Regions from separate parts of the Mus musculus genome. Here all the other regions are linked to region 3. A link is a loop called in an ENCODE intact Hi-C map of the cell type or tissue named here. Cell type or tissue: left cerebral cortex. All regions are shown on one strand. Links, peaks and the distances in the headings refer to the core of each region. The heading gives the core; the rest is flanking DNA. Region 1 has its middle 85 kb from the start of Nat1. Region 2 overlaps Marchf1 (membrane associated ring-CH-type finger 1). Region 3 has its middle 10 kb from the start of Tma16.

Region 1 (11,062 bases), core at 2,507-7,506, 910 kb before region 3:
GGGTGAAATCAACCAAGTGGAAACAAGAAGAACTATTCAAAGAATTAACCAAAGGAGGAGTTGGTTCTTTGAGAAAATCAACAAGATAGATAAACCCTTAGCTACACTCACTAAAGGGCACAGGGACAAAATCCTAATTAACAAAATCAGAACTGAAAAGGGAGACATAACAACAGATCCTGAAGAAATCCAAAACACCATCAGATTCTTCTACAAAAGGTTATACTCAACAAAACTGGAAAACCTGGATGAAATGGACAAATTTCTGGACAGATACCAGGTACCAAAGTTGAATCAGGATCAAGTTGACCATCTAAACAGTCCATATCACCTAAAGAAATAGAAGCAGTTATTAATAGTCTCCCAGCCAAAAAAAGCCCAGGACCAGACGGGTTTAGTGCAGAGTTCTATCAGACCTTCAAAGAAGATCTAATTCCAGTTCTGCACAAACTATTTCACAAAATATAAGTAGAAGGTACTCTACCCAACTCATTTTATGAGGCCACTATTACTCTGATACCTAAACCACAGAAAGACCCAACAAAGATAGAGAACTTCAGATCAATTTCTCTTATGAATATCGATGCAAAAATCCTCAATAAAATTCTTGCTAACCGAATCCAAGAACACATTAAAGCAATCATCCATCCTGACCAAGTAGGTTTTATTCCAGGAATGCAGGGATGGTTTAATATACGAAAATCCATCAATGTAATCCATTATATAAACAAACTCAAAGACAAAAACCACATGATCATCTCGTTAGATGCAGAAAAAGCATTTGACAAGATCCAACACCCATTCATGATAAATGTTCTGGAAAGATCAGGAATTCAAGGCCCATACCTAAACATGATAAAAGCAATCTACAGCAAACCAGTAGCCAACATCAAAGTAAATGGAGAGAAGCTGGAAGCAATCCCACTAAAATCAGGGACTAGACAAGGCTGCCCACTTTCTCCCTACCTTTTCAACATAGTACTTGAAGTATTAGCCAGAGCAATTCGACAAGAAAAGGAGATCAAGGGGATACAAATTGGAAAAGAGGAAGTCAAAATATCACTTTTTGCAGATGATATGATAGTATATATAAGTGACCCTAAAAATTCTACCAGAGAACTCCTAAACCTGATAAACAGCTTCGGTGAAGTAGCTGGATATAAAATAAACTCAAACAAGTCAATGGCCTTTCTCTATACAAAGAATAAACAGGCTGAGAAAGAAATTAGGGAAACAACACCCTTCTCAATAGTCACAAATAATATAAAATATCTTGGCGTGACTCTAACTAAGGAGGTGAAAGATCTGTATGATAAAAACTTCAAATCTCTGAAGAAAGAAATTAAAGAAGATCTCAGAAGATGGAAAGATCTCCCATGCTCATGGATTGGCAGGATCAACATTGTAAAAATGGCTATCTTGCCAAAAGCAATCTACAGATTCAATGCAATCCCCATCAAAATTCCAACTCAATTCTTCAACGAATTAGAAGAGCAATTTGCAAATTCATCTGGAATAACAAAAAACCGAGGATAGCAAAAACTCTTCTCAAGGATAAAAGAACCTCTGGTGGAATCACCATGCCTGACCTAAAGCTTTACTACAGAGCAATTGTGATAAAAACTGCATGGTACTGGTATAGAGACAGACAAGTAGACCAATGGAATAGAATTGAAGACCCAGAGATGAACCCACACACCTATGGTCACTTGATCTTCGACAAGGGAGCTAAAACCATCCAGTGGAAGAAAGACAGCATTTTCAACAATTGGTGCTGGCACAACTGGTTGTTATCATGTAGAAGAATGCAAATCGATCCATATTTATCTACTTGTACTAAGGTCAAATCTAAGTGGATCAAGGAACTTCACATAAAACCAGAGACACTGAAACTTATAGAGGAGAAAGTGGGGAAAAGCCTTGAAGATATGGGCACAGGGGAAAAATTCCTGAACAGAACAGCAATGGCTTGTGCTGTAAGATTGAGAATTGACAAATGGGACCTAATGAAACTCCAAAGTTTCTGCAAGGGAAAAGACACCGTCAATAAGGCAAAAAGACCACCAACAGATTGGGAAAGGATCTTTACCTATCCTAAATCAGATAGGGGACTAATATCCAACATATATAAAGAACTCAAGAAGGTGGACTTCAGAAAATCAAATAACCCCATTAAAAAATGGGGCTCAGAACTGAACAAAGAATTCTCACCTGAGGAATACCGAACGGCAGAGAAACACCTGAAAAAATGTTCAACATCCTTAATCATCAGGGAAATGCAAATCAAAACAACCCTGAGATTCCACCTCACACCAGTCAGAATGGCAAAGATCAAAAATTCAGGTGACAGCAGATGCTGGCGTGGATGTGGAGAAAGAGGAACACTCCTCCATTGTTGGTGGGATTGCAGGCTTGTACAACCACTCTGGAAATCAGTCTGGTGGTTCCTCAGAAAATTGGACATAGTACTACCGGAGGATCCAGCAATACCTCTCCTGGGCATATATCCAGAAGATGCCCCAACTGGTAAGAAGGACACATGCTCCACTATGTTCATAACAGCCTTATTTATAATAGCCAGAAGCTGGAAAGAACCCAGATGCCCCTCAACAGAGGAATGGATACAGAAAATGTGGTACATCTACACAATGGAGTACTACTCAGCTATTAAAAAGAATGAATTTATGAAATTCCTAGGCAAATGGATGGACCTGGAGGGCATCATCCTGAGTGAGGTAACACATTCACAAAGGAACTCACACAATATGTACTCACTGATAAGTGGATATTAGCCCCAAACCTAGGATACCCAAGATATAAGATACAATTTGCTAAACACATGAAACTCAAGAAGAATGAAGACTGAAGTGTGGACACTATGCCCCTCCTTAGAATTGGGAACAAAACACCCATGGAAGGAGTTACAGAGACAAAGTTTGGAGCTGAGATGAAAGGATGGACCATGTAGAGACTGCCATATCCAGGGATCCACCCCATAATCAGCATCCAAACGCTGACACCATTGCATACACTAGCAAGATTTTATCAAAAGGACCCAGATGTAGCTGTCTCTTGTGAGACTATGCCGGGGCCTAGCAAACACAGAAGTGGATGCTCATAGTCAGCTAATGGATGGATCACATGGCTCCAAATGGAGGAGCTAGAGAAAGTACCCAAGGAGCTAAAGGGATCTGCAACCCTATGGGTGGAACAACATTATGAACTAACCAGTACCCCGGAGCTCTTGACTCTAGCTGCATATGTATCAAAAGATGGCCTAGTTGGCCATCACTGGAAATAGAGGCCCATTGGACATGCAAACTTTATATGCCCCAGTACAGGGGAACGCGAGGGCCAAAAAGGGGGAGTGGGTGGGTAGGGGAGTGGGGGTGGGTGGGTATGGGGGACTTTTGGTATAGCATTGGAAATGTAAATGAGCTAAATACCTAATAAAAAATGGAAAAAAAATAAAATAAAATAACCAATAAAGAAAAATCGTTAACATAAAAAAAGATTTTTTCCCCTAAGGGGAAACTGGGAAGGGGGCAACATTTGAAAAATAAATAAATAAATAAATAAAATAACCAATAAAGAACAAACACTAACATAAAAAATTGACCCAAGTAAAACAAAACTAACAGCTGGGCAGTGGTGGCAGAAGCCTTTAATCTCAACAATAGGGAGGCAGAAGCAGGTAGATCTTAGACTTTGAGGCCAGCCTGGTCTATATATGGAGTTCCGGGATAGCCAGGGCCCTTATACAGCAAAACGACCATCTAAACAAAAAACAAACCAAGGTAAAGCAACAACAACAACAACAACAACAAAAACAACACCCTTACTGTGAAAATCACCCAGAGACACAGTATACTTCCATATTTAAGAGCTATTGCAAACAAGACTATTACCACAGAAATGAACTGTGCTTAAGGCTATAATTTACATGGTCTTTGAGTTTGACTTTACCCCTTTTCCACTTGCAGACCTGTGCTTTTCTGAGACGACTCCTAGCAGATGTGGAGCCATGTTCACACTCAAAGCACACACCATGACGTCCTTCATAGCAAAAGAATTCAGAGGGCTTCCTGCTTCTGTTAAGCACAAATGATAAGGTAGCTGAGTGGAACCCTACCCTGAAACTAACATTTCTACTATGCTTGGGCTTAACCTTTCTCTGTTCCAGGCTGACCTCGAACTCAGGCATCTGTCTACCCTTGCAAGCATAAACAAAAATCTTACCTGGGTGGGATCTACTGCAATCACCACTTCCTAAATCTCTTTATCTCCTTCCTTAGTATCTTTCTGACAAGTTGGCTCATAGTTCAGCTTCCTTTGTTCCTTATATATCTGGGAAGCTCCTTATAGAATTCATATTGTACCCTTATATTTTACACATTTAAGACATTATATATTTCCTACTCGAGTTTTTAGAGTTCTTTTTTACAGCCTTAAAGGTTGTCCTGAAGGTCCCAGTGTTTACCAGTGTTTGCTAAAGACACAGACATACCCTGGACTCCTGTTCTAATTATCATGGAGTCATTCACTTTATAACAGCGAGGACCTTCCTTGAAGGAGGAACATCAAGTGAAATATAAAAATAAGCCTTCTGCTGCAGCAACCATTGACCATCATGGAAGCATATACCCTGATGGCTCTGTTCTGGGAGCAGGAACCATGTTGTGCTGGCCCTTACACCTAGCCATGCAGGACTCAGTATTCCTAACTTCTGTCTTACTATCACTCCTTTCTTGTCAGCAAAACTGTGTAACTGACACAAACTATCCATCCTATAGTCTCATTTAACAAAGAGGATCTCTTCAAACAAGAAGTATACCCAAACATTTTAACTTAATCTTTTAAGTACTTTGAAGAATGTCATTTCAAAAGTGACAAAATCACATATAGAACTATTGTGAAAACACCAAATGGTGATACTAAGTCTTCGCTTACCTTAAACACTGACTTAGCTCCAAGCTCACAGGTCCTGGAATCCCTTTTGCAGGGAAATCAAAATCCCAGCATCACTGAAAAGAGGTCTCCAAAGAGATCTTGGCTGCTGCAGCCAGCAGTATTAGGCTATATCTCTCACTACAGTGCAGGTACTGTAGGGTTGGTGAAATATCAGAGAATTCCTTAGTGATGGTTCTACGTTCTTCATTCCTCCTAGGAGTATAAGATTCAGGGTTTCCCTTACAGACAAGAGTGCTAAAAGTGATCATTAGGGTTTGGCAAGCTGTTTGGTGTGACATTAAAAACACCCTGTTTAGGGGCAAGATCACAAAGTCTCTGCTCATGTCACACTATTACAAGGAAGGGAGCAATCTTTTCCTAGCCATATTTAAAGCTTCTCAGAGCCATGGAAACAAATGAATGAACAGTGAGCAAGCCAACAAATAAACCCAAACCAGCCTCCCTTTCTTTAATTCTAAAACTTCGGATGGGGCAAACCATCCGAAAGTGGTTAGTTACCAAAGCAGATGCTTTGTCCCTGCAGAATTAGTGCCGAGTTGTGAAGCTCAAAATGGCCACAAGATGTCAGTACAAGCTCAATTTTATTAGATTTATGACTCCGAAGAAGAGCTCTGGTTTCCAAACCTTGACTTGATGGAAAAGACAGACCCTTAACTACAGAGGTCGATTTTCTATTCAGTGGCTGCGGTGAGCACCGTGTGTCAACTTGACACAAACTAAAATTCATCTGAGTGGAGGGAACCGAAATTAAGAAAATGCCTCCATAACACCAAACTAATTGATGGCGCGTGCCCAGCCCATTGTAGATTGTACCTTTTTTAGGCTGCTGGTCCTGGGTTTTATAAGAAAGCAAGTTGAACAAGTCATGTTGAACAAGGCAGTAAGCAGCACCCCTCCATGGCCTCTGTAACTCTTCCTGACTGCAGGTTCCCCCCGTTTGAGTTCCCGTACGGACTTTCTTCAGTGATGAACAGCAATATAAGAAGTGTAAGCCAAGTAAACCCTTCCCCTGCCAACTTGGCTTTGGGTCATGGTGTTGCATCACACCTATAGTAACCCTAATTAAGACATGTGGTACCAGCATAGAGGGGTATCGTGGGACAGACCTAACTGTATTGTTTTGCAGAGGTTTGTTGAAGGACTATGGAACTTTGGCCTAGAAAAGCTATGAAATGTTCAAAGCTTAGTGAGCTGCTTCATAGGATAAGAGTGTTGAGGATCATGCAAGCAATGGAGGCCTGGCCTGTCACGTTTCAGAGGGACGTTTAAACACTGTATGTCCTAGTTGAAAGACAGAGCTTTGAATTGTTACATATATATTACTACTTGTAATAATCTCTTTTTATGCAAATCATTTGTATGCTGAATTGTGTCTATTTAGTTAGTAAGTTAAGTAAACTCAGATGCAAATAAACAAAAAGCCATTAAGATAAAAGAAATGACTCTATTAGGACCGTTTTCTATTTTGAATTAGGATTCTGATCCTCTGATTAGCTGGAGCTGAAGATTAATAACAGACCAGCAGCATTGAAGTGAAACATTTTTGTTTCTAGGGCAATTTATTTTGGTTAGCTGGAGCTAGAAAAATTAGCAGTGGTTAAGAAGAGACTAACATCACTGAGGTGAATCTTCCGAGAAGTGTTTCCTCAGGGTCATCACACAGAAGCTGTGCTCCAGTAGCAGCTGAGGTTGTAACTTGCACTGTCAACTGAACTTGGTAGTGTGAGTCATCCAGATGGTACCGGTTTTGAAGGCATGCAGGGGTCATGGAGAGCAGCTGAGGCTTGGCCCTATAAGAGGCTAGAGGAGGCCATTGGTGAAGGTACAGCCACTGTAGCATTAGAAGACCCAGAGTGAAAGAGTCACATACAGAAAATTTAAACTAACGCCTTGGTATTGGGGTTAAGTGAGTAGAGTGTTACTGCACACAGGCGAGTACCTGAGCTGGAAGATCCAGGACACACAAAGAGCCACATAGATAGTGCACATCTCTTATTCCACTTCCAGTTTGATGACCAGCTAGCCTGGGATGCACAGTGTTGAACCAGAGATCCTGTTTCGAAGAAGGTAGAAGGTGAAAATAAGCAACTGGGGTTGCCTCTGATCACCTCGCTGATGGATGGAGGTGGGGGACTTGAAGAAGCGACTTTAACCTTCTGGCTAATGGCAGATTTTCCCATGGAGGGTGGGAATGTCAATAGTAATGGGATCTCAAAAGTTTTAGATCTTGCCCAAAGTAACATTGTGAGGATGAATGAGGAAGACTTCTCTATCTAGCTCAGCATATCCAAAGAGACAGAGGGACACACAGGGTCTAAAACAGTAGCAAGCAGAAGTCTAAGAGGGGAATGACAGGATACTGGTAAAGTTCACTATTGATCCTACAAACTTATAGCAAGAATTCCAACCAATATTAAAATCAACATAGTCAAGAACAAAGAAAATCACAATGACTTGGGACTAATTAGAATTACAATTGGGGGAAAAAACATATCCAAGTGGCCTCAGAATTGTAATCAAAATTGCATGCTGGGTGGTAGTTACATCACCTGTTTGTCAGGAATTAGGATGGGTACTAAAAGAGTCTTGTTAGGAAGGAACTTATTATAGGGAAGAGTTCCTGAAAGCTAGATAATTGCAATTTAGCCTAGTCCACAGGTTAGCATGCGAATGAGTACAGATATGCAGGCAGTCCAGGTAAAAGGTAAGACTGCAGAGATGTCTGAACACGATTCAACGATGGCCTCTTGTGTTTGTTACTTTTCTGTTGCTGTCATAAAATACCACCACCAAAAACAACTCAAGGAAGCAAGGGTGTATTTTGACTTATGGTTCCAGGGGGAGAGTCCGTAATAGATGGAGAGGGCAGGGTCTGACAAGAAGGCAGCAACAGGAGGCTGGCTGATCAAATCTTTACTCATAAACAGGAAACAAAGGGAATAGGAAGTCTAACAAGGCCATACAAACTCAAAGCTCACCTCCAGTGATGTACTCCCTAGCACCTAAAGGTTCCATAACCTACCTATACATTAAAACCAGTTGGGGACCAAGTGTTCCAATAAAGTCCTCTGTGGGGAGCATTTCTCATTCAAGCCACCACAGTAAGGCTTCATTGCTTATGCCATACCTAGGGCATTAGACACATCACCTTGGCAAGCTAGCTCATATTCCTGTCCCTCCCTAGAGCTTTGGGAAAGGATTCTCCATGTATTTGGATATCCAGAGCAATGACCAGAGACAGCCAGCCCATATCCTGTATCAAGACTGTAGCACTGATTATAGCTGAGTTCTCATCCCTGATTACTCATTTTGAACAAGCCCAGCTTGTTCAAATATCAACCTTGTGATGTGAAACCAGAGAGCCTGCCACATAGATACTAATATCATTGCAGTCCTAGACTGGCCAGTCACGTTTCCAAGTTTTAATTCCCATTGTTAAAGATGAAAATCAGAATGGAGTAGCATTGATTTGAAGCACTTCAAACAGGGTTGGGATGCTATGGATCTTAGGTACAAAAAAAATCTGACTGGTGGTAATGGCCCTGGGGTCTTGTGTGTGAGAAGGCACATGGCTGGTTTGAAGTGTAGGTAGTTGCTGAGTGACTGTGACTTGTGGGTAAGTGAGATGTATGAGTTTATAAGTGATAGGTCTGGGTCCCTAATAACACACAGTACTTCCTGGAAAGTCTCATCTTGACATCTGTTCACCCCTGGGGTTCTGCAGCAAGAAAAAAGTCTGTTGATTATCTCAGTATGGGAGATGTATTGGCCACTACAAAACAGGGCCTGTGAGAAGCTGGCAGCTAGGATTAATGGACCCCACCATTCTTCCCATTCCTAGTTTCCTCTATTCATCCAGGGAGACCAGACATAATTGTGATATTTTCGCCAGATAGCCTCCCTCTTTTTGTCCCACTGTGATGCTGTATATTCTCACATTTTCCATGATTCTACACAAGAACAGTAATTTGGTTGTTAAGAAATACATCCATTAGAATTTTTTCCTCCCTTCAGGAGATGATACTGTTCTTAGCAAATTCTGTACTCTATGTCTTTGAATACTCTACTTCACGTACTATAGTATGTTCACACTCAGTCATAAAAATGATAATGCTCTCAAAGGGATTAAAAAGTAACACTTTATAATATTCTTTTTAATGTGTGCTTTTAAAAAGATTTAGTTATTTTTATTTTATATGCATGAGTGTTTTGCCTGAAAGCATGTATGAGCAATATGAAACAGTGACTTTAGGGGCCAGGAAAACAAGTTGAATCCCTGAAACTGGACTTATAGATGGTTATAAGCCCCCAGGTGGGGTTGGGAACTGAGCCTGAATCCTCTGCAAGAGCAATGAGTGCTCTTAACCATTGAGATATCTCTCTAGTTCTTTGTACATGCTTTTAATGCTGCACGGTGGTATAGATATTAAATCTATTATCAGAAATAACACCATGATCCTGAGATCTGAGATGAACTGTTTCATACACTATCATTAAACACGTGTTTGTAGCTTCCTTGTACTTATTAGAGCATAGTTACCACATGCATTTGTGGAAATAACTTCTCTAAAAGGCATATGAGGTGTGCTCTAAAAACACTTAAAATTACCTATGATTTTATTACATGCATTAGTGCAGCTGCTCCATCCATTCTCTGAAACAGCACTCTTCCCAACAGTAAGCAGTCAGTCTTGTAGAGAGCATGCATCTTACAAATGTCCTAACATACAAATCTGTAACAGCACTCTTTACCATTTAGTTCTCTATCTTAGCTACCTTTCCGTTGCTGTGGTAAGCTATCCCTGTGGAAGCATCTTATGAGACAAAGGGTTTACAGGTTCATAGATGATGCAGCTCATTATGGAGGAGAAGGCAAGACAGCAGGAGTGGGAGGCTGATCCATCGTACTGTATCTGTATTCCAACAGCAGAAGTGGATCCAGGCTATACAACCGGAGGCTCACTCCCAGAGACACACTTTCTCTGGCAAGTACATACCTCCTAAAGGCTACCATCTGGGGGCACAATGTTTAAATGTATGAGTCCATAGGTAGGTAGCGTTTTACACTCAAACCACCATGGCATATAAGTAGCATTCTGAGAAACATCATTTAAAACTGTGCCACCGAACACTTCATTCCATGCATTCCAGTTTTGTCATGCTACCCTGGCTCTGGATTATCATATTCTGAATGCAGTCTGTGATTAGAATTCCAAGGAATGCTTTATAAATAGATCATTAAGCATTTTACCTCATGTCGCACATCATATTCATTCTTTGAAGTAGTGCTGTTCTGAATGTATTAACTTATATATTAACTTATGTATTAATATAAACATTTTAGAATTTTACCACATACATCTAGTATGGTTATCTAATCTGTTATCTGAAATTGTAATTTAGTACACATGATTCATAAAAAGTAGCATTGCATTTTGAATGGTATGTACTTTTTATTTGTGTGTGTGTTGGTGCATACGTGTATGTGCAATCATGCCATAGCACATATATGGAAGTAGGAGAACAACTTGCAAGAGTTGGTTATCTCCTTCTGCCATGTGAGTACCAGGAGTCCAACTCAGGTCATCAGGCCTGCTGGCAAGGTCATTTACACCTTGTGCTATGTCATCTGCACAATAGCACAGTATATATATATATATGTATATATTATAGCCATATATATTTGTACACTATATTATAATTGAATAAATATATATTATTAATTATTATATGCACATAATAATATATTAAACTCAGGGTAATTAATGCTTTCTTGCATATGTTAGGATGTGGCTATTCTATTCATTTATTGTTGTAACAATTTTTATCTAAAAAGTATGTAAAGTATATTTAAAGAGTTTTCAGGAACTTTCTTATCAGTATTTGTTTTCACCAGAGACTGATCACTACATCCATTCACTATAATCCAAGGGTTTTTATTCAATATACAAGACATATCTTAAAAAGTCTTTTATTAAAAGGAAGTGTCACAATTTTGTGGTGGAATGGGATATTTAATTACATGTGTGAAACATTCACTTTTGACCTTAACAAATGTTTATATTGGTCTCTTTTTATGCCAGGATCATGC
Region 2 (11,062 bases), core at 3,825-8,824, 170 kb after region 3:
TCTTATTTCAGCTTAAAAGTCTATGATTTTCACATTTTATTGATTCAACAACTTTTACATTCAGTAAATGTCAAGAATAATTTTCTAAAATACTTAACCACTAATTTAATAAATGTTGGGTCATGCAAATGCATTAGGATTTGACAATATAATGGTTAACAAACATAGGGGCTCTAGATTCCTTCTGAGTCTTTGAGTATTTCCTCTCATGCACCTGGACAAGGAAAGGGTCAGGGTGACCTACAAACCAGCTGAAATACAGGAATGTCTTTGTCTTCATTTCTTCTGGGGTCACTTGTTCACTGCCCCAGGCCTTTCCCTTCCAGTAACCTAGAGCATTTATGCATCTGTTTGCCCAGTTCCCTTTTGTAACAGTTGGATACATAATGAATCTTTCCCTATGAGGAACAGATATCAATATAAACTAAAATGATCACTATTTACCATTGCAAAAGATTTTGTGTCTCCAGTAGACACCTTACTGACTAGAACACCAATAGCTCAAGCACTAGAATCCAAGGGACCTCATGAAACTGAGAAGTTTCAGTAAGGCAATGGAGACCCTCAGTAGGACAAAAGAGAAGCCTATAGGATGGGGAAAGATCATCACTAACCTCACATCTGACTGAGGGATGATATCCCAAATATATAAAGTACTCAAGAAATTAGACACTATCAACCCAAATAACCCAATTTTAAAAATGGGGTACAGATCTAAATGGAATTCTCTCAGGGGAATCTCTAGTGGCAGACATCCTTAGCCATCAGGGAAATGTAAATTAAAGGATACTCCACCATAATACAAGAATTCTTGCTCAACTATTTCATAGCAGCTTTAGCCAGAACCTGGAAACAACCTAGATGGCCCTTAACCAAAGAATGGATAAAGAAAATGTAGTTCATTAACACATTGGAGTATTACTGACCTTTTAAAAACTATGACATCATGAAATTTGTCAGGAAACGGATGGAACTAGGAAAAAATAAAACATCCTGAGTGAGGTAACCAAGAACGAACAAATATGGTATGTACTCCCTTATAAGTGGTTAGCCATAGAGTAAAGGATAACCATGCTAAATTCCACAGACCCAAAGAAACTAAATTACAAGGAGGGAACAAGGGTGAACTTGAGAAAGAGAAAAAGAATAGATATTGTGGGTCGATGGCGTAAGGGACTTCTTGTGGGTATGAGTGAAGATGGGAACAGGAGAAATTAGGTGAGAGAGAGAGAGAGAGAGAGAGAGAGAGAGAGAGAGAGAGAGAGAGAGAGAGAGAGAGAGAGAGAGACTGAGAGAGACTGAGAGAGACTGAGAGAGACTGAGAGAGACAAATAGAATGGGTGGGATATCTCTGGATCAAGGTAGAAACCTAGTGCAGTGGAAACTCCCAGGAATCTGAGGATGACACTAGCTAAGACTCCTAGCAACGGGGGATATGGAGCCTGAACTGGCCATCTCCTGTAACCAGAGAAGACTTCCATTCGAGAGACTATGACACCAACTCAGCCCCAAAACCTTTGATCTACAATTTGTCCTACCTAAAAGATAAACAAGAATAAAGATGAAGCAGAAATTGAGCGAATAGACAACCAATGACTGGTCCAGGTTGAGATGCATGCCATGAGACAGAGATCATTCCTGATATATTAATAATATTCTGTAATATTTGTAGACAGGAGCATAGCATAACCATCATTAGGGAGGGCTTCATTTAGCATCTGATGGAAACAGATGTAGAGACCCATAGCCACACATTAGGTGGAACTTGGGAAATCCTATGGGAGAGGAGGAGGAAAGATTCTATCCTACAAACCAGAGGGGTCAAAGAAACCACAAGAAAACCTACAGGATCGACTAACTTGGGTCTAAAAGAGACTGAATTGATAACCAGGATCATGAATGGGACTGACCCAGGCCCTCTGCATACGTTATAGTTTTGTAACTTGGTCTTCATGTAGGGAGGGTGGGGTGGATTCTTGGGGGTTTGTGGAGTGTTGTGCAGGAAGAACTGGGAGGAAAGGAGGGGAAACTGCAGTTGGGATATAAAGTGAATTAATTAATCAATTAATTAAAAATAAATGAATGAATGAGCAAACAAAAAGTTCTTGTGCTCTATTTCCTTCTATGATTATAATTGTTTCTTCATAAATCTGCTATTAAGGAAATACAATTAATAACAAGATGCTCCAATGCTGAGAATAATTGAGAGTATATTGATATTCTGACAGCTTCAAAACACGTAACCCTTAACCACTGCCATGATGTAAATCAGTAGTGACTTTCTATTTTTTCATTGAGGACTAGAATTAGGACGTTTAGTATTCTGCTTGCCTACATTTAATTTTTGTACATCTATATTTCCCCTAGGTAGTTCTAAGGTGAACCGTAGATGACATTTGACATCTCCCACTCCTCAAGGTTAAATTTTAGGTCAATTTCTTATTTTGTACTTTCTAACGCGTTTCTTTGTAATTTATGAGTAACTGTACAGATATTTTAATCACCATATGCTAGATTTGCAGAATTTTGAATGGAATGTAATCAAGCAGGTCAGCATATGATTTCCCTCTTACACAATTATATATTTGTATAAAACCCTCAGCAATTTCGTCTGAAAGAAGAAATGTGCTTTTCTTTCTAAAATTAAATGACACTGGCCAGTATGTTTTTAAAGGTCATCTCAACACATTTTAAAAACTTTTTAATGTTATGTTCTTTTAAAATTTATCTGTTGTGAATTTAAAGTGTATTCAAGTTAATTGTTTAGATAAAGGAAAGAAGAAAATAAATCTGTTTTCTACTGTGAGAGTCACTGTGGCTGAAATGTTTGACTTGATTAACCTAGGGTTGTTTTTACACAGAGTACAAAGTGCAGGCTCAGGGAGCAACTCTTACTGAGTCATCATGGACAAACATTTTAATTGGTAAAATGACAATAATATCTTCATTGAAGAAGCAATAACTGAGATGATTCATGAATATTTGTTAAAAAAATTTCTGGAGCACAAGCATATAATCAATGCTAGTAATGATCTTTGTAATTACAATTAACTGTTATCACTTTGTTTAGTAAGATAAATGACACACTACAAGCACGTTATATCATCATATTCATATTATACATTTAATAAATTTAGTAATTTTAACGCTCATACATTTGATGTGTCAAAAGTTTAACTTTTGTAATTGATTTTTCCAAAACTTTTACTATTTTACATTGTATAAGTCTTCTGTTATTTTGTAAAATTATCACAATTTGGAGTTAAAACAATTCCGATTTTTTTCCCTAAAATTCTGGAGATCAAATCTAAACTGGAGGTGCTAATGGGTTGTGCTCCTTCTCGTGGCTCCTGTGATGACTCTTTCTTGCCTTTTCTTATTGCTAGTAGTCACGTCAACCCCCTTGTTCATGTCCATTCTCCAAATGGAAAAAGAATTTCTGGTCCTATTGCTACATGTCTCTTTTTTGACATCTCTATTGTCTCCCTGGGTAATAACCCTTGTGATTGCACTGGGTCCACTGAGATAATTTGGGAGAATCCTTCCATCTCAAAATCTTGGGTTTTTGTTTGTTTGTTTTGGTTTTTGGATATTTTCTTTATTTACATTTCAAATGTTTTCTCCTTTCCTACTCTCCCCTTCAGAAACCCCCTATCCCATTCCCCCTCCCCATGCTTCTATGAGGGTGCTCCCTCACCCTCCCACCCACTACTGTCTTCCTGCCATAGCATTCCCCTACACTGGGACATTGAACACCCTCAGGCCAAATGGCGGCTTCTTCCACTGATGTCCAACAAAACCATCCTCTGCCACATATGCAGCCTGAGCAATGGGTCCCTCTATGTGTACTCTTTGGTTGGTGGTCCAGTCCCCGGGAGCTCCAGGGGGGTCTGGCTACTTGACACTGTTGCTCCCCCTCTGTGTTGCAAACTTCTTCGGCTCCTTCAGTCCTTTGAGCCTCTCAGGGGACAGTCACATGCAAGCACTTCCCAGCAACCACAATAGCATCCAGGTTTGTATATGGGATGGACCCCCAGGTGGGGCAGTCTCTGGATGGTCTTTCCTTTAGTTTCTGCTCCACACCCTGATAGCATATTTCCTCCTGTGAGTATTTTGTTCACCCTTCTAAGAAGCACTGAAGTATCCAGATTTTAGTCTTTCTTCTTCTTGGGCTTCATATGGTCTGTAAATTGAATCTTGGTTATTCCGAACTTTTGGGCTAATATCCACTTATTAGTGCGTATATACCGTGTGTGTTCTTTTGTGACTGAGTTAGCTCACTTAGGGTGATATTTTAAGTTCCATCCATTTGTCTGCGAGTTTCATGAACTTTCTTCCAAATGCTTTGTCACAGAAGACAACATATTCACAGATTTCTAGGATTAGGAACTAGATATCTTTAGGGACCTAGTACTTTACCGTCAACAGAGAGTACACAACAGGTGGAAATCAACAATGTAAAGTCAGTGACACTTATCTCTTCATTAAGAACACTTTCTGAGACATAAAGTTACCTGTCAAAGATTTTGCTTAATGTCCATCTATTTAACATTTAACTAGAAGTCCACTAAGTAACTACTAATTTACCCCAAGAATGTATTATCTCATAGTTGGATCAGTATTTCATTTTATTTTAAAGTTGAATAGCTTAGGGTCTATAAACTTTTAATAGTCATTTGAAATATTTTTTCTTTTACCCAAAATGGATATTTTCCTTCAGTATATTGTGATTATGGTTTCCCCTCTCTCAACTCCTCCCAGGTCCTTCCCAAGTCTCCTTCCATCCAAATCTACACCTTTTCATTTTCTCTTGTGTTAGAAAATGAACAGTAAATAATACTAAAAATAATGATTCATAGTTATATTCACAACAGATTCTGAAAGTAATGTTTAATGTATAAAACATGCCCATTGCTTATGATACAAAAATAAAAATTATTAATTTAAAATTTTAACTTAAACAATAATAAATAAATTTAAATTAATTAAAATAAATAATAAAAAGAAAAAATAATAAAACAAATAATTAAAATAAAATAGAAGATAATCAAACTAAATCAAATCAAAACAAACAAACCAGAATAGGATAAAACAAATAGAAGAAAATAGCTAACTAAAAAAAAGCATACGAAACATGTCTAGACACAGAGATTAAATATTATTTTTTTAACTGCTTTGTCGTTTTTTAATTTTTATTTTTTTAATTTTATTTTATCTTTAATTTAGTTTTTACACTCCATATTCCATTTCCCACTCCTCCCATCTACCTTTTCCTTTGTTGTCTTTTTATTTTTTTGTATTCATATAGTTTGTTTTCACTGATAAAATGTAGACCTTTGTAGTAGTCTATATATAGACAAAATGGCAATAGAGCAAATATTAGGTAAGATTTTCCATTTTAGCATTCATAAATCAGATATTCCATGAATTCACTGAAAAGAGTAGATGAGGTATTGCCATATCTAAAAACAAAACTGGAAGATAGTAAGTTGTGATCAGACATAAAAATTCATAGGCAGCATTGGACATAAGCCAAATGTGTTTTTACAGTGTCTGTCATAAGCCATGGGAGGGCTTGATGTATTAAATATTACTTTTGGAATCTGCTGTGAATATAATCATAAATTAGAGCTGGAGAAAGTGGATAATGTTGATTCAAATCAAAGAAATATGAGAGAAGCACGGTAAAAAACAAAACACCTACTCTTTTCATGAAGGAAAAGCAGTGTGAGCTTCCAGCCACACCCACTACCTCAAACATACAGTTAAAGCAGCCCACAGGAAACACAAATAAGCCACCATTGTCATCTTATCTATTCTTGGCAAAGGCCTCGCCCTAGCCTGGCCATTGTTCGAGCTGTTAAAGAAAGGCCTTTGATACTTCTCTTTGTCCTCAGATAACCATTCCTTTCTCTTTCCATGACAAAGTCACATTGATACCCAGAAAATGAATGGCTTAGAGAGACATAGGCTATAAAGAGACAAATAAAAAGGAAACAGAAGTTATGGGTGGAGTAATAAGATGGTCTTCAGGCATTTAAACCTCTAACTTCTCATATCCTAGGTCCCTGGACCATTAAGCATTATTCTAACAGTCTACTCTGCAGGTAGTCTCCTTGCCATGGCTCCTGCAGATCTCTGACATGAGTTACAGGAGTAGTGACATCAAATGGAGGCTATCAATAGTGCTTTGAGTGTTTGGGACTTAGTGCCATCATACTTATCCCCAGCCCTGCCTGAGCATGCACTCAGCGCCACCAACTGGAGGAAATTGATGCCTACAGAGAAACTGGAACTCCAGAATCAACAGGAGAGTGCCTGATTAATTAATATATGATTATAGAAGAAAGGTTGAAGTTGAAAATGTAGCATAAGAGAACAATAACTGGAAATATACTTTCAGACTAGTACAATATGAATATTTATGTTTAGGGGAAAGGTAAGATACCACGAATAAGAAGCTAGAAAATAAATCATAGAATTGAAAATATTAAACTTGAAAACACAGTAGTTGGCACAGCAGACACAATGGAAGGAATCAAATTTTTCTATATGGTTGTTCCAAAGAAAGAAAGTATAGAAGGATGCACATTAGATACAATATTGCAGATAGCCTTCAAGGATGACCATACTTTGAGAGAACTAGAAGAGGGCTAAGTACAAAGGAGAAGAGAAAATATTGTTCAGTCTCCATAGCAAGGTTTAGTAACATCAAAGATATGACTGTGGTGGCTAGGTATGCCCCCATAGACTCATGTTTTCAAATGCCAACCAGGGGAAGTGGCACTCTTAGGAGGTGTGGGATTGTTAAAGAAAGTGTGTCACTATAGAAGTTGGCTTTGAGGTCTTATATGCTTAAGCTATGCCCAGTGTGGCATATGATCTCTTTCTTTGCCTGCAGATCAAGATGCAGAACTTTCAGCTCTTTCTCCTGGACCATGTCTGTCTGCATACCACCATGCTTCTTGCCATGATGATAATGGACTAAACTTCTGAAACTGTAAGCCAGCCCAAATTAAATGTTTTTCTGGTGTTTCTCCACAGCAATAGCAACTCCAACTAAGACAGTGACAGTAGTCCAAAAACATCCAGAATGTGATAACTACTCTATAAGCTTAGCAATCATTTTGTCACACATTTGATGAGTAAGATTTGGTGGTGTAACAATTTTAGTATATGGGACTATATCCAGTTGAATTACTGTTTAACTGGGGAAACATTAAACTATCATTAGGCATTTAAGACTTCAGAAATTTTGGCAAAATTACACAATGAGATCCCTCGTGGAATAGATGCTCCAGTGAATACAACTAAAGGGAAAATAGATAGAGGTGCTACAAGTGTCAGGGAGAAAAGCTGAGAAATTTCTCAGTAAATTTTATTGTGGCTAGGGTAAGGAGAAAGAAAAGGAAAGGGGAAAGAAGAGAACAAGAGCAGAGGGAGGAAGAAGTGAGGAGAGAATCCTGGAGTGAAGAGCAAGGGAGCCAGGGAGAGCTCAAGTTAGAGTTAGAGCAAGGGAGAGAGGGAGAGCTCAAGTTAGAGTTAGAGCAAGGGAGAGAGGGAGAGCTCAAGTTAGAGGTAGAGCAAGGGAGAGAGGGAGAGAGACAGAAATGCACAGAGAGACAGAGACAGAGAGACTGAGAGAGCCAAAGTTAGAAAGAGAGCAAGGATGAGACAGAAAAGGAGAAAGAGACAAAGAGGACAAAATTGCTGGTATCCAGTTAAAATCAAACAAGAAAAACAGCAAAATTAAGTGCTTAAAGTATAAAAAATCATGAATAAAATGGGAGAAGACTAGCAAGCAGTTATTAGTATGCTCAGGTAATGGTTTCATCCTGGCAAATAGGAAGATATCAATAAATTGAGGAAATCTAACTGCTAAATAAGCATCAAAGTTCTTTGGCCCAAGTTAATTTTATGGATTTAAATAAAGAGAAGTAAATTTTACCTATCAAATAAAAACAATAAATTTAAATGAATACCAGAGAAGCAGCTGTATCTATAGGTAATTAAATATAAAATATTACAGATTTTTCAGACTTAAGTTTTAATAATATTTAAGTGTTTTAAAGCAATATTTCTAAAGCAATAACTAATAAATAGCTCATTGTCAATTTACAGCACATTTTAGTACAAAATATCTATAACCAGATATTTTAATAAACATTTCTTTGCTTTTTCTAGAATAATATTATCAGCAATATGAATCTAGTTAATGCAGTTATAATAAGTTGTTATTAATATATGTGTAAATATTTTATTTACATATTTTAATGTACTGCAGTCATAGATGTCAGTATACATTAACTCATCTTTAAAATAAAATACAAACAATTAAAATTCTAGCAAAATATAATTCAACGCAAAAATATTAGGATATGGAGAAATATTAGGAGATGAGAAAGAAAATGTTAAAAGAGGGCATGCCATTTTAAATATAGACCTATAACAGAATCAAAGCACACAGTGAAGACTTTTCTGAGAAAAACGCATAAGTTGACTGTTGTCAGAGGATGGTCTTACACAAAGCCCAGAGCAAAATCTAAAAACATACACCTAGCAGGGTCATTTTCCACCAAGTTGCTTCTGTAGTTTCCCACAATTACTGGATAAAATCTAGCAGGTTCTATATTCTCTGTGTGACTAAGTTTGTCTTCTCTCTTCCTTACACACTTTTCAGCAAGCCACCCATCACAGGCTCCTGTGTGCAAGAGCTGCAACCCACATGCCTCAGACTTCACAAAATCCTGAGGTCTGTAATTGTTCAAGATTATCCTCTTAAAGATCTCTAGGTCAGAAGATTTACCAGTGTGTCGGGTACTCAAAATAAGCAAATATGCAAAGGACGACAATTTTCCCTATTTCTCAGTGAGGTTAATTTTGATTTCTTCATCAATATTTACTAGTATGAGACATTTGTGTGTGTGTGGGGGCGTGCGTGCGTGCCTGTGTGTGTGTGTATGTTTGAGCTAGAATGATCTGTTTTTATTTGCAGTAAAAACCAGGGGAGAGGGCGAACACAGTCCCTCACTACTGCAAATTTTTCAGTGTCCCGGGTTTGAGGAAATTAGCGAGGTTAGCATAATCCAAGGACAAGAGGTGAGCCTTCTGTGGGAGGGGGTAGGGAACCACTGTCTTGATCATAGTGTCTCCCCTCTGTTATTTTGTCTGTTGTCTGTCTCACTGGTGCAAAAGACTGGTCTTCAATTTTGACTTTAAAAATATTTTTTATATGTTTACTTTTTCTTTCTGCACTTGCATGTGCATGTGTCCATGTGTGTGTGTGTTTATGCTTTATGCTACAGTGTGCTTCTGAAGGTGAGAGGGCAGCTTATATTCAGTTCTATCCTTCCACTGTGCCTTCTGGGGTTTGAACACAAGTTGGCAGCATCAACAGCTTTGGCATCTTCACCCACTGTGCTAGCTCCAGTGCAGTGAGACGACACCCTTCACGTTTCTGCATACTTCTTTTTTTTTCCATTTTTTATTAGGTATTTAGCTCATTTACATTTCCAATGCTATACCAAAAGTCCCCCATACCCACCCACCCCCACTCCCCTACCCACCCACTCCCCCTTTTTGGCCCTGGCGTTCCCCTGTACTGGGGCATATAAAGTTTGCATGTCCAATGGGCCTCTCTTTCCAGTGATGGCCGACTAGGCCATCTTTTGATACATATGCAGCTAGAGTCAAGAGCTCCGGGGTACTGGTTAGTTCATAATGTTGTTCCACCTATAGGGTTGCAGATCCCTTTAGCTCCTTGGGTACTTTCTCTAGCTCCTCCATTGGGAGCCCTGTGATCCATCCATTAGCTGACTGTGAGCATCCACTTCTGTGTTTGCTAGGCCCCGGCATAGTCTCACAAGAGACAGCTACATCTGGGTCCTTTCAATAAAATCTTGCTAGGGTATGCAATGGTGTCAGCGTTTGGATGCTGATTATGGGGTGGATCCCTGGATATGGCAGTCTCTACATGGTCCATCCTTTCATCTCAGCTTCAAACTTTGTCTCTGTAACTCCTTCCATGGGTGTTTTGTTCCCAATTCGAAGGAGGGGCATAGTGTCCACACTTCAGTCTTCATTCTTCTTGAGTTTCATGTGTTTAGGAAATTGTATCTTATATCTTGGGTATCCTAGGTTTGGGGCTAATATCCACTTATCAGTGAGTACATATTGTGTGAGTTCCTTTGTGAATGTGTTACCTCACTCAGGATGATGCCCTCCAGGTCCATCCATTTGGCTAGGAATTTCATAAATTCATTCTTTTTAATAGCTGAGTAGTACTCCATTGTGTTGATGTACCACATTTTCTGTATCCATTCCTCTGTTGAGGGGCATCTAGGTTCTTTCCAGCTTCTGGCTATTATAAATAAGGCTGCTATGAACATAGTGGAGCATGTGTCCTTCTTACCAGTTGGGGCATCTTCTGGATATATGCCCAGGAGAGGTATTGCTGGATCCTCCGGTAATACTATGTCCAATTTTCTGAGGAACCACCAGACTGATTTCCAGAGTGGTTGTACAATCCTGCAATCCCACCAACAATGGAGGAGTGTTCCTCTTTCTTCACATCCATGTCGCCTGAATTTTTGATCTTAGCCATTCTGACTGGTGTGAGGTGGAATCTCAGGGTTGTTTTGATTTGCATTTCCCTGATGATTAAGGATGTTGAACATTTTTTCAGGTGCTTCTCTGCCATTCAGTATTCCTCAGGTGAGAATTCTTTGTTCAGTTCTGAGCCCCATTTTTAATGGGGTTATTTGATTTTCTGAAGTCCACCTTCTTGAGTTCTTTATATATGTTGGATATTAGTCCCCTATCTGATTTAGGATAGGTAAAGATCCTTTCCCAATCTGCTGGTGGTCTTTTTGTCTTATTGATGGTGTCTTTTGCCTTGCAGAAACTTTGGAGTTTCATTAGGTCCCATTTGTCAATTCTCGATCTTACAGCACAAGCCATTGCTGTTCTGTTCAGGAATTTTTCCCCTGTGCCCATATCTTCAAGGCTTTTCCTCACTTTCTCCTCTATAAGTTTCAGTGTCTCTGGTTTTATGTGAAGTTCC
Region 3 (11,062 bases), core at 2,136-7,135:
TACTTGGGGCATTAACATTTTTTTGAATGACTAATCGCTATCATTAGAAACACTGGCTATTGTTCTCTGTTGAAATTCAGTTGAATCAATCAAAATGACTATTGAGAATAATTTCTGAGGAAGGTTATTTTCAGCATCTTTGTTCAGCATAAATGTTTGAATTTTATAACTGTGCTTTGGTACCTTTTTCAAGGTATATGGCTGTAGCAATGGAATGACCAAAAGGGGGAAAAGTGGGTTTGGCTCAAGAAAAATTTAAGTGTATTTTTTTTCTATTGAATAAATAAATGTCCAGAGGATGGAGGGGGGTCCTGGCTTGTGGGGGTTCTGTTTATGGTGCCTGGCGTTCCATGCCTCCTTCCCAAGTCTTTTGGCTCACGTGTTGCTCTTTTCTGTGAAACTGAAACCACCATGTTCATTTGGCCCACCACTGCAAGGAACAAAGACTACAAGGAAAACCTATTACTTTTCTAGGAAGTTACCCAGGAAGTCAGACACTTTATTTTTCATCCTGTTCTAAAGAAAACTTTCTGACCAAACTGCACTCAGGATGGATGGATTGGGAAATGTGGCTGACTGGTTTCTGTTTGTTAACACGTGGAGCAGGAGGTAGGGAATAAAAAAATGTCGATGGACAATTCGTGATTTCTACTGAATGTGTGTTTAGTAGTTAACTTGTCTATACTGTGTAAACACATAGCTATTTATTTATGGTATTTTCAAGTCTAAAACAGTATCTCCAAAGTAATGCTTTAGAAAGAAAGGTGGATTTTTCATTAACTAGGGAGAACTTTACTTCTTTATTGCACACTTGACAGATGACAACCTTGTACAATGCTCCAGCAAGGTCCCTCATCCTCCAGAGGAAGGTGGGCACAGTTATCGATATTGCCTTTGGAGGTCAGATATAAACAGGGCAATGGACTTTCTCTTAGCTCCTAACCAGGAAAGTGTCACTGCGGAAAGGATGTCTGACTTAGCCTTCTGGAACAGGCAGGATTTTGCTTGTGTAAACTTAACAGAAAGTCAGTGAGCAGAGTTAAAATGGGGAAAGAGCATTCTGGCTAGGAATGAGAGACTCATACTGAGAACCACTGAGCAGTAAAGCAGGAAAAAGGATCTTCAAGAGGCCTTGAGAGACAGCCAAGTGGGTTGTTTTGATGTTTTGTTTTGTTCTCTTGAGTTTGGCTTAAGGGCAATGTGCAACGGAGAGATTTTCATTGTCAGAGTGTCTCGATCATAGTCAAGTTTTGGAAAATTGTTCTCCTACTTGTAAAGAAAGATGGTGAGGTGATGAATGGAGGGAAAATGAAGCTTTGGGGCTGTATATAAGTCAAATGATCAAGGGAATTCTTTTACAACATTTTTAGGTTGTTATTACACATTAAATTTCAGTACAAGCAGAATTACTTACAAGGTTGTAAACAGGAATGACGAAAGCTGTGGAAATGCTTTATGGTTTGAATCTGAGACACTGCCTCCCTCAAAGACCTGTGTCGAAGGCTTGGTTCCTAGTACAACATTGTTCAGAGGGGTAGATTAGATCATAGGGTCTAATCTACCTGGGCTCCTCCACTTTGATCAATTGATATAACCATAGAGGATTTACATTATAACTTATTTGGTCATTGAGAGGCAGTATAGAAAATTTAAGATACAGACCCCAGCTGGAGAAAAAAGATCCATGAAGGCATGTCCTTGAAGGATATATTTTGTCTGCAGTCTCCTCCTCCTTCCTCTTCTCTTCCTGGATACTAAACAATGCACATCTTTGCTCCACTGTTCATAAGCACCAATGATGCTCGGCCTCACCACAGGCCCAGTTATTTATCTCACATAATCTTTCATAGAAACAGATAATAAACACAGTATGTACTGGCGAATGTCCTCATTTGCTGTGGATGCTATAATAAATTGCTGCAAACTGAAAGGCTTATAGCACAATCTTAAGGCCTCACCTATCTGAAAATGAGAAGTCAAATATCCATGTTTTGACAGGGCTGGCTCCTTCTGGGAGCTGTGAGGGAAAGATCTGTGTTAGCCTCTCTCCCAAGGTTAGAAGTAACATGCTTCACCTTGTGTCTTTATATTCTTCTTTTGTGTTCATCTCCAGGTTTCAACTTTCATGTGTGTGCATGGGCATATGGTGTGTGTGTGTGTGTGTGTGTGTGTGTGTGTGTGTGTGTGCATGTGTATAGGGGTGAGCATGCACACGCACATATGTATAAAAAAGTCAGATAGCAACCCCAGGACTCACTCATTCCTCAGTTCTCTTCACCTTCTTTGGAAAAATAAATTTGAAGACGTGTTCTCTCACTGGCCGGAAACTTTCCAAGTAATCTGAATGGCTGATCTGTGATTCCGGGGATCTGCCTGGCTCTGCTTCCCAAGTTCTGGCTTTACAACAGTGCACCACTATGTGAAGCTGTTTTTGTTTGTTTTTATTATTATTATTTTGGTTTTTTTTTGTTTTTGTTTTAAATTTCTATGGATAGAACTTGTGTTTGCAAGACAAGCACATTGTTGACTGAGACATCTCCCCAATTAATTTTCTATTCTTATAAGGACATCAGTTATGTTGGCTTAGGGCCCACCCCAATTATTTCAACTTTATTGCCTCTGAGAGACTGGACTAAGTCTCTGTAAAGATCTCCAAGTAAGTTAGCATTCTAATGTACTAGAGGTTAGGAGTCAGCGTGTCCTCTTTGGCGGCGGGGATGGAGGGGCAGGGAGAATGCTAAACAAATTTATCTTCTGATTCTAATGCTAATCTCCATATAGATATGTACATATCCCTTTACAGGGATCTGAGTTGAGACTTCCTTTTATAATCATTCCCGTTACTTTGGAACAGGAGCCTGCCCTTCTCCAGCATGAGTTCATTAGAATTGACACCAAAGGCAACATTCCATTTCCAAATGGGGATTCATAGTCTGAGGGATCATTAATTAGAACTTCCACACATGGATTTGGAGAATACAATCCAGGCAACGGGGGCTAGTATTCATACAATATGTTCATTACTTCCAAGACTCAAAATACAATTTAGAAGTTTAATATGTCTTCATAAATTGCTGAAGATATACAGAGAGGTTTATAACTTTCTTCAAATTTGACAGTAACACAAACTTAGCGAACTTCATCTGAATTTTTCCTACTATGCTTAGCAGAGCTACCCTTAAACAAAATGTTTTTTTAATTTTAAAGGATAATTTGAACTTCCTTTGTATGTCGAAGTGTTTTTTTTTTTTTACCAGTACATGCTCGTGTGTGTGTGTGTGTGTGTGTGTGTGTGTGTGTGTGTGTGTGTGTGTGTGTGTGCAGAGAGAGACTGGGATTGAAAGAATGAGGAGAGAGTATATTTGTATATTCCATGTATGTAAGTGTGAGTACTGGTGTTACACTCCACATGTGGATGTCAAAAGGCAACCTCAAGTATTAGTCCTGTCTTTCTACCTTGTTTGAGGCAGGATATCTTTGTTTTTTTATGGCTGTGAATAACAGATTCATTGGCCTGTGAACTCCTGGGAAATTTTCTGTCCCAGACACCCACCTCATTGTAGAAGCTGTGATTATAGATACACTACTATAAGTTACATTGTGTCATCTTATTTTTCCTTTAAGATTTGTTATTATTAATGTGTGTTTGTGTGTGTGTAAGTAATTTTGCATGTCTATATATACCCATGTGTGCAGGTGCCCATGTGTGGAGACCAGAGGAGGTCATGGGGTCCCTAGAAACTGAATTTACAGGTAGGTGGTTGTGAGAGGCCCAACCTATTTGGGATCTAACTCTGAACCTTTGAAAGAGCAGTAAGTGTTCCTAACAACTGAGCCTCTTGCCACCTTTGTTAATGATACACAAATTCTTGCAGTGCACCTCCTACATTTACATGGCTAGCTCCCAGTTAATGACCTATTTGGAAAAGATTAGGAGGTATGGCATTGCTGGAGGAGGCATGGCCCTAGGAGTGGGCTTTGTGGTTACAAAAGTGCACACCAAGCTCTGTTGTTTTTTCTCTCTTCTTACAGCCTGCTCTCAACTATTTCTTCAGCACTATGCCTGCCTGCTTACCACTACACTTGCCAACATGGTAATAGATTAACCCTTTGGCTAGTCCGGTAAACCAGCCCTAATTCAATGCTCTCTTTTATAAGAGTTGTCTTGGTTATGGTGTCTCTTCACAGCATTAGAACAGGGACTAAGACACCCTCAACCCACAACTCACACATTCCCATTTGCATCAACCTATCACTAACATCGTGAAGAGCAAAGTCAACTGTTCTCCATCTAGTTTTCAGATAGAATGGACTTAGAGTACAAATTGTCCCTGAACTCAGACATTGCAGAGAAATAAAAAGACCACTTCTGAGCTCTCCCTCTCTGGGACCCAATTTTCCAGATTATGAACAGTTTGTTGCAGTTGCCTCCAGGTAGCTTTTTGAGATTCCTCATACTACTGTAAGTGAAATTTGTTATACACTGTTTTATGATTAGCAAGTCTACGGAGTTTTCCCCATAGGTGCATATAGATCTAATTAATTTTTAAAAAGCAGCAGCAAAATGTTTTAGTTTTAGTTTTAGTTTTTTATTACACGTACTTTGTATAGTGAGTTCTGGGGATTTACTTTTTGACCACAAGGTGGCACTAACACACAGCTTATTTGGGAGAAGCACTGGCAGATTTGCTCCTGTTAAAGAAGTCAACTCACATACATGCATGATGTCTTCTTGATTCAAGGACGGGTGTGGAGATAGGGTCATCAGAGAGGTGGTTTGGAGCCAGGCATCTCAGTGATGCCCCACAGAAGCACAGTGAGAATCATGTGGAGAGCTCAGAAGAGTCGCAGTGGTTTGTGGTTTTTATAGCTCAGCATTCGTCTTTCCTGTGGTATCTATGGTTAACAGGTGTTCCATTCCTTCCTCAGGATAGCAAGTTCTAAATGGCTATCTAGTAAAGGACTTCCTTGTGCTATACTTAAATGATTTGGATATGTAAATTTGGGGGTTGGGCATTACTGTGCCTTTGAGCTAAATGCCCCAGTCTGCACTGAAGTAACCATAGGAGCAAATCTTTAGTTAAAATATTCCCTTTAGTTCCATTAAAAGACCCCTTTCAATTTCCAGAAAGAAAAGATAATAGCCAGGCAATAAGAAAAGTTACTATTTTATTCAGATATAATACAGAATCATTTTATGAGGAAAATATAAAGGACTTCTCTGAAGTGGAAACTTAAGAATTCTTTGGAAAGTCAGTTGTGTTGGATGGTGTTTTGCTGAGGCAAACACGTGAAGGAATGTTTCACTGAGGTGGACACATGTTAAAGGTTGTTCTGCTAAAGCAAGCCCATGAAAGGACATGTGATGAAGGTTTGTTCGATAATGGCACACATGTATTGGTCTGCCTCACTGTATTTTCAGACTCACATGCTGAGGTAAGACACGTGGAGGACATGTAATGCTTGGAGGAAGTATTAAAGGACTCTGGACTGTGAGAGGAACTGGAGGCTTGGCCTGGCTAAGCTTGAGCCTTGCTGGTAATGCCAGCTGTGCAGCCCTTGTTGGTTTCCAGTCTTCACTGCTCTTCCCTTTGTCAAGAGAGGCATAGTGGAGAACTTCTCCTGGTGTCCCTGCTGGTCTGAATACCTCCTGCGGACTCTTGCCGATTCAATGGAGGCCTGGCTGTTCCTGCTAGGTTATGCCACTGCTGATGCTATCCTGATACCACTGAACTGGACTACTGGTATATCTCTGAAGTCTTTGTGAGTGGATCGAGATGCCGCTGCTGATTTCCTCACGAGACAGACAGGATTTGCTCCAAAGAACCATTTCTAAACAGGTCCACTTCTCTGTATCCTTTCTTTTCCACTATTTCTGGTGGGTGGTGGGTTAAAGTATTTAAGAACCATCATTATAAATAGGCTTTGAAGAAATTAAAGTTACACTTCTACAATTTTAAAAAAAAATAAGTGACAGAGTCGATCAGACTTTGCTAAAAATCAATACTAAACAAAAATGACAGGATCTGGAAGGACTAAGCTGTTGGGAGTTCAGTCGTACTTTCAAGATGCTGCTGGGAAGGCTAAATCAGAGGGTGAGGGAGCAGGGCAGATGCAGCACTGCTGGGTGGGAGGTGGCAGGATCTGTACTGTACACGCGCCGTCTCCAACTCTCGACCAGCAGAGGGCGGGCTTTCTCCAGTATTCTCTTCTCTGAGGCCGGACTGAATTACCTTTCTGTTTTTGGATTCTCCAGGAAGGATGCATATGTGGTCAGTTTGAAACTTTTTTTGTAGCACAAAGGAGAAGACCTGGTTGCTGAGTCCATCAACAAGGTTAGTTTAATGTTACAAGTCCAAAGAAAATTAGCATAGTAAACCTGTGACATCAGAAAGTTACAAAACGTTGACAAGCATGGGCCCTATGACTAATTGGAACAGACGTATCTATTGATCCACCAATCTGTCTATATCGGTATCTACTTCTCTATTGTCATGTAAATTCCGAAGTGTAAAGATACATATTGCTAGTCTAGTGTCTTAGATAGGGTTTTTATTGCTATAAAGAGACATCAAGACTACATGCAACTCTTATAAGGAAAGGCATTTCACTGGGGCTGACTTACCGGTTCAGAGGTTTAGTCCATTTTCATCATGACAAGAAGCATGGCAGCACACAGGTAGACATGGTGCTGGAGATGTAGCTGAGAGTCTACATATGGATCCACAGACATCGGGGATAGAGAGGAGGAGAGAGGGAGGGAAGGGGGGAAAAAGAGAGAGAGCCTGATTTAAGCGTCTGAAATCTCAAAGTCCATATCCAGTGACACACCTCCTCCAGCAAGGCCACACCAACTCCAACAAAGAAGTACCTTCTAATAGTGCCACTCCCTATGAGCCTATGGGGGGGGGGCATTTTCATTTAAACCACTATATCTAGCAAGGGGTATGAAATTACTTTTAAAACACCAATGGAAAATATTACATTTTAGCAAAGAAATAAATGAGGACTAGGGTGTTCTGCTGTAGAGGCAGACCTGGGAGGATGGAGCTGATAAATGAGGCAGAGTAAAGTCTTATGCAATATCAACTTTACTCAGGGAATCAGACAATTTATACTCCAGGGGTTAAGAGCGGTCACATGAGTCAAGTGCCCAGTCAGGAAGGCAAGCCACACGTAGTGGACCAGCTGCACTTGGTGAAAACATCTTTTTCTATAGAGGCATACAAACAAATAACAATATTCAGTTGTAACAAATACTCTGAAGTCATCTCACTCTTATCTGTTGCACATGGAAGGGTGACAAAAGCACATTCCAAGAACAATCCCATGGTTTATAAAAGCTGAGGTCACAAGGCTCTTGTTTTCTTAGAGTTTCCTCACAAGCACTCAGAATTCCCCTCACACAGCTGCGTGCTGGGATGGTGTTCCAGCACTAGGGGAATAGTTAGATTGACGCAATGCTTTCCATGTAAGCCAGTTCCCAGAAGAGACAGAAATGTAGAAAGCTGTGTAATCCCCACACTGGGAAAGCAGAAGCAGACAGGCTTCTGAGGTTCACTGGACAGCTAGCCCAGCTGACTTAGCAACTTTTAGGGGAGAAAGAAATCATCTTCAAAGGAAAGTTGGATTGCTATAGGAAACACAATACAGAGTAAGCATTGGGAAAAAAAAACAGTTATTAAAGCATACCGGGACGGGGTGGGGTGGGGGGTGGGGTTCTTCAATGGAAGGAAGAATGATGCCTGGTCACCTGGGATGCTGGAGTCGTCAAACAACCTGGTGAGGCTTTGCTATTCTATTAGGAACCAGCAGTGTCCACCTGAATTTCCCCCAAATCCTGAGAATTGTTTAGCCTGTAATCCTGTGCTTTCTCTCTCAGTGAGTAGAACTCATCATTGTGAGAGTGGCCTTGTGTACTTTCTATCCGACATTAATAGGATCCACGGTCGTGCTTATCACACATCTTTCCTCTAGTCCTAGCCCTGAGCACTGTTTGCCAGTGAGTAGAATCCATCCTTAACCTCTCAGCCATCTCCAGCCCAGTAGACTCCAGTCTTGTGATAGAGGCCTCAGGTTCTTTGCTTGGTGGGATATGTCCCAAGGGAATTTCAATACATCCACCCCGGAAGCTTCGTTATGAGAACTGTCATGTGGAGACTCCTGCCCACCCCCGCTGCCCCTGAAATGTTCCACTGCTTTTAAATGTCCAAGAAAAGTCAACTACGGGTCAGATTCTCTAGAAGTCTTGATTCCGTCTGACTAACCAAGTCCAATGGTACCAGCTTTTCTTTCTTGCTTTTTTGTGGTGCATTTCGCTTCTGGGTGTTATTCCTTCAGGGGCCCTCAACTGATGTACGCTCCTCTGTAATTAGCCAATGTTCTGTTCTGTTCTGTTCTGTTCTGTTCTGTTCTGTTCTGTTCTGTTCTGTTCTGCTCTGCTCTGCTCTGCTCTGCTCTGCTCTGCTCTGCTCTGCTCTGTTTGTTTTGTTTTGTTTTGTTTTGTTTTGTTTTGTTTTGTTTTGTGTTTTAATCAGAAATTCAATTTGCCAAGCCTGCTAAACATTCACATGGAAAGCAAAACAATGGGATGCTGTTTCACGGATGGATGTCTGAGCATTCCTACAGTCTGTCACAGCATGGTGGCTCAGGATTTCTCACACACACACACATACACACACACACACACTTATACACACATATACACACAGACACATACATACACACACAGACACAGATACATACATACACACATACATATACACACATACACACACACAGACACATACATACACACACAGACACAGATACATACGTACACACACATACACACATACACAGACACAGACACATACATACATACACACATATACACACAAACACATACATACATACACACATACACACACAGACACATACATACATACACACATACACACACACAGACACATACATATATACACACATACACACATATACACACATACAAACATACATATACACACATACACACACAGACACAGACACATACATACATACACACATATACACACATACATACATATACACACATACACACATATACACACAGACACATACAAAGAGATTAAGGAAATGAAGGTGACAACAGACAAATTATATGATGAAATGAGTATTTATAAAACAAAATAGTAAAAAGAAAGTCACGCTAGAAGCCTCATATGTGGCAGGAAAAATTAAATAAAGATGAAGAATTTTATAAGGACTAGAAGATGGAGGGCAAAATGTTCCGTAGCCAGATAATAAAAATGCTGCCTGGAGGGCTGGAGAGATGGCTCAGCGGTTAAAAGCACTGACTGTTCTTCCAGAGGTCCTGAGTTCAATTCCCAGCAACTACATGGTGGGTTACAACCATCTGTAATGAGATCCGATGCCCTCTTCTGGTGTATCTGAAGACAGCTACAGTGTACTCATACAGCATTAAAAAAATAAAATAAAATGCTGGCTGGAAATTTAAAAGGGGTGTAGAAGATGTGTAAGGGATGTGTAAGGGAATGCCAATGCCCAGGAAACAAAAATTGTAAAAGTAATTCCACAAAAAAAGAAAGAGGAAAAAAGAAAAGAAAAAGCTGATCAACAAAGGAAGAGAAATTTAAAAAACAAAACAAAACAAGTCCCCATGAGATTTCACAGGAGTAATGCTGGACTGAAGAAATATTTCCACAATGGTTGGGGACATTGAAGACTCTCCTAACATACTTACTAGCCGTTTATATTTCTTCATTGAAATGGTCTGTTGGTCGGTCTGTTTGCTGATTTGCAGGCTGGTCTTTTGTGTTTAATTTTTGCTGTTCTTTATAAATTCTAGATGTTAGTGCTACGATCTAAGTGACAGGTGGCACAAAGTCACACCATGAGACAGATCTCGAGGCAGGGTGGGGGGGGGGGTGATGTGGAGGCTGCATCTGGGCAAGAGTGGAGGGGAAAGGAGAATAAGAACTGGCTTGCGATAAGGGGATAGAAGGGACATGTGTGTGTATAGGGATGGTATGCAACTCATGTGGACAGTGGAATTGTGTCATGTTTTGGCAGCTAGTTGATGACATATCAACTGCCCTGAGGGAGGGCAGGCCACTAGTATTTCCCTTTTTCAAGTTGGGGGTGATACATGGAGAAGAGCTCTTAGCATATTCTGACTGTAGATGCAATAGCGGCCCAATATAATAAAAGCACAGTTCAAATCTTGCCCCTCTTGGTGTCACTGCTGGGATGGCAGGAATGACACTTTCTTGACCTTGAGTCATCAGTTTTCTCCCCAGTTCATCCAGGACCTCCAGCTGGTGGTCCAAACCACACTCACCTTTGAAGGAAAAATTGACTCTCTGACTGCCGTGGTACTCCAAGACCGACAGGGACTAGATCTTCTTACAGCTGAAACAGTCTTAGTCTCTCCCTCCAAAAGGAATGCTGCTTCTATGTCAATCAATTGGGTATAGTAAAAAACAGAATCCAACAACATTAAGCATATCTCACAAACCGTAAGGAACAATGCTTCCAACCCTTTGAGAAGCCCATAAGGAAGTGGATATAGCTCTTTCTGACTCTGTTTCTTTTTCCTGCGTTTAATATTGCACCCTGCTTTATAAATTTCTTCTTTGCATTTCTCCAATGAAATTTTAAAAAAAATCTCTAATCAAATGATTAATCTGTTATTGTTACAAGACTACCAACCACTAGTCACAGAGCCTGAGGCTCAAGCCTCCTGAATGTGGCCTGGAGATTGTGAGGATCAACAGGGTCCCAAAGATGACAATGCCCCCAGGCAGCAGGAAGTAGTCTGAAGAGCATGGCCTCTTCCTGCCTCACCATTACCCTTTCTTACTGTAAGGATTATGTTTATATGCATGTGTGAAGATCTGTCTCTGTCCTTTTTCCCTGCTGAAGGCATCTTTGGATCCGTCAAAACAAAAGTCTGATGACCAATAAACTGAGGCAGGATTAGAAGGGGGACAACCAACAGAGAGAAAGGAACTCTGGGAAAGAGTCAGGCCTGGGAACTTTTGCCACCTGGACTCAGGGAAAG

Evidence for each region. Peaks named below come from ENCODE experiments on the same cell type or tissue, not always from the same donor. Only the 100,000 strongest peaks of a DNase experiment are listed, where the experiment ranks them.
Region 1: it touches region 3 in a loop (5-fold over the local background); 11 of 42 quality-filtered maps call a loop at or near these places.
Region 2: a loop joins it to region 3, with 5 times the contacts of the local background. A loop is called at or near these places in 2 of 42 quality-filtered maps.

The regions. Positions count from the first base shown.
Region 1 is chr8:67,400,651-67,411,712 of GRCm38, reverse strand. No RefSeq gene overlaps it. Among named protein-coding and RNA genes, the nearest start is that of Nat1, 85 kb to the left of the region's middle. In left cerebral cortex, for the core only: a CTCF peak has its summit at 5,526 (motif pointing right); a DNase peak (open chromatin) is centred at 5,535.
Region 2 is chr8:66,318,394-66,329,455 of GRCm38, reverse strand. All of the region lies in intron 5 of Marchf1 (membrane associated ring-CH-type finger 1), which reads right to left. Among named protein-coding and RNA genes, the nearest start is that of Tma16, 160 kb to the left of the region's middle. In left cerebral cortex, for the core only: a CTCF peak has its summit at 6,260 (motif pointing left); a DNase peak (open chromatin) is centred at 6,196.
Region 3 is chr8:66,491,035-66,502,096 of GRCm38, reverse strand. No RefSeq gene overlaps it. Among named protein-coding and RNA genes, the nearest start is that of Tma16, 10 kb to the right of the region's middle. In left cerebral cortex, for the core only: CTCF peaks have their summits at 4,634 (motif pointing right) and 6,183 (motif pointing right); DNase peaks (open chromatin) are centred at 4,662 and 6,175.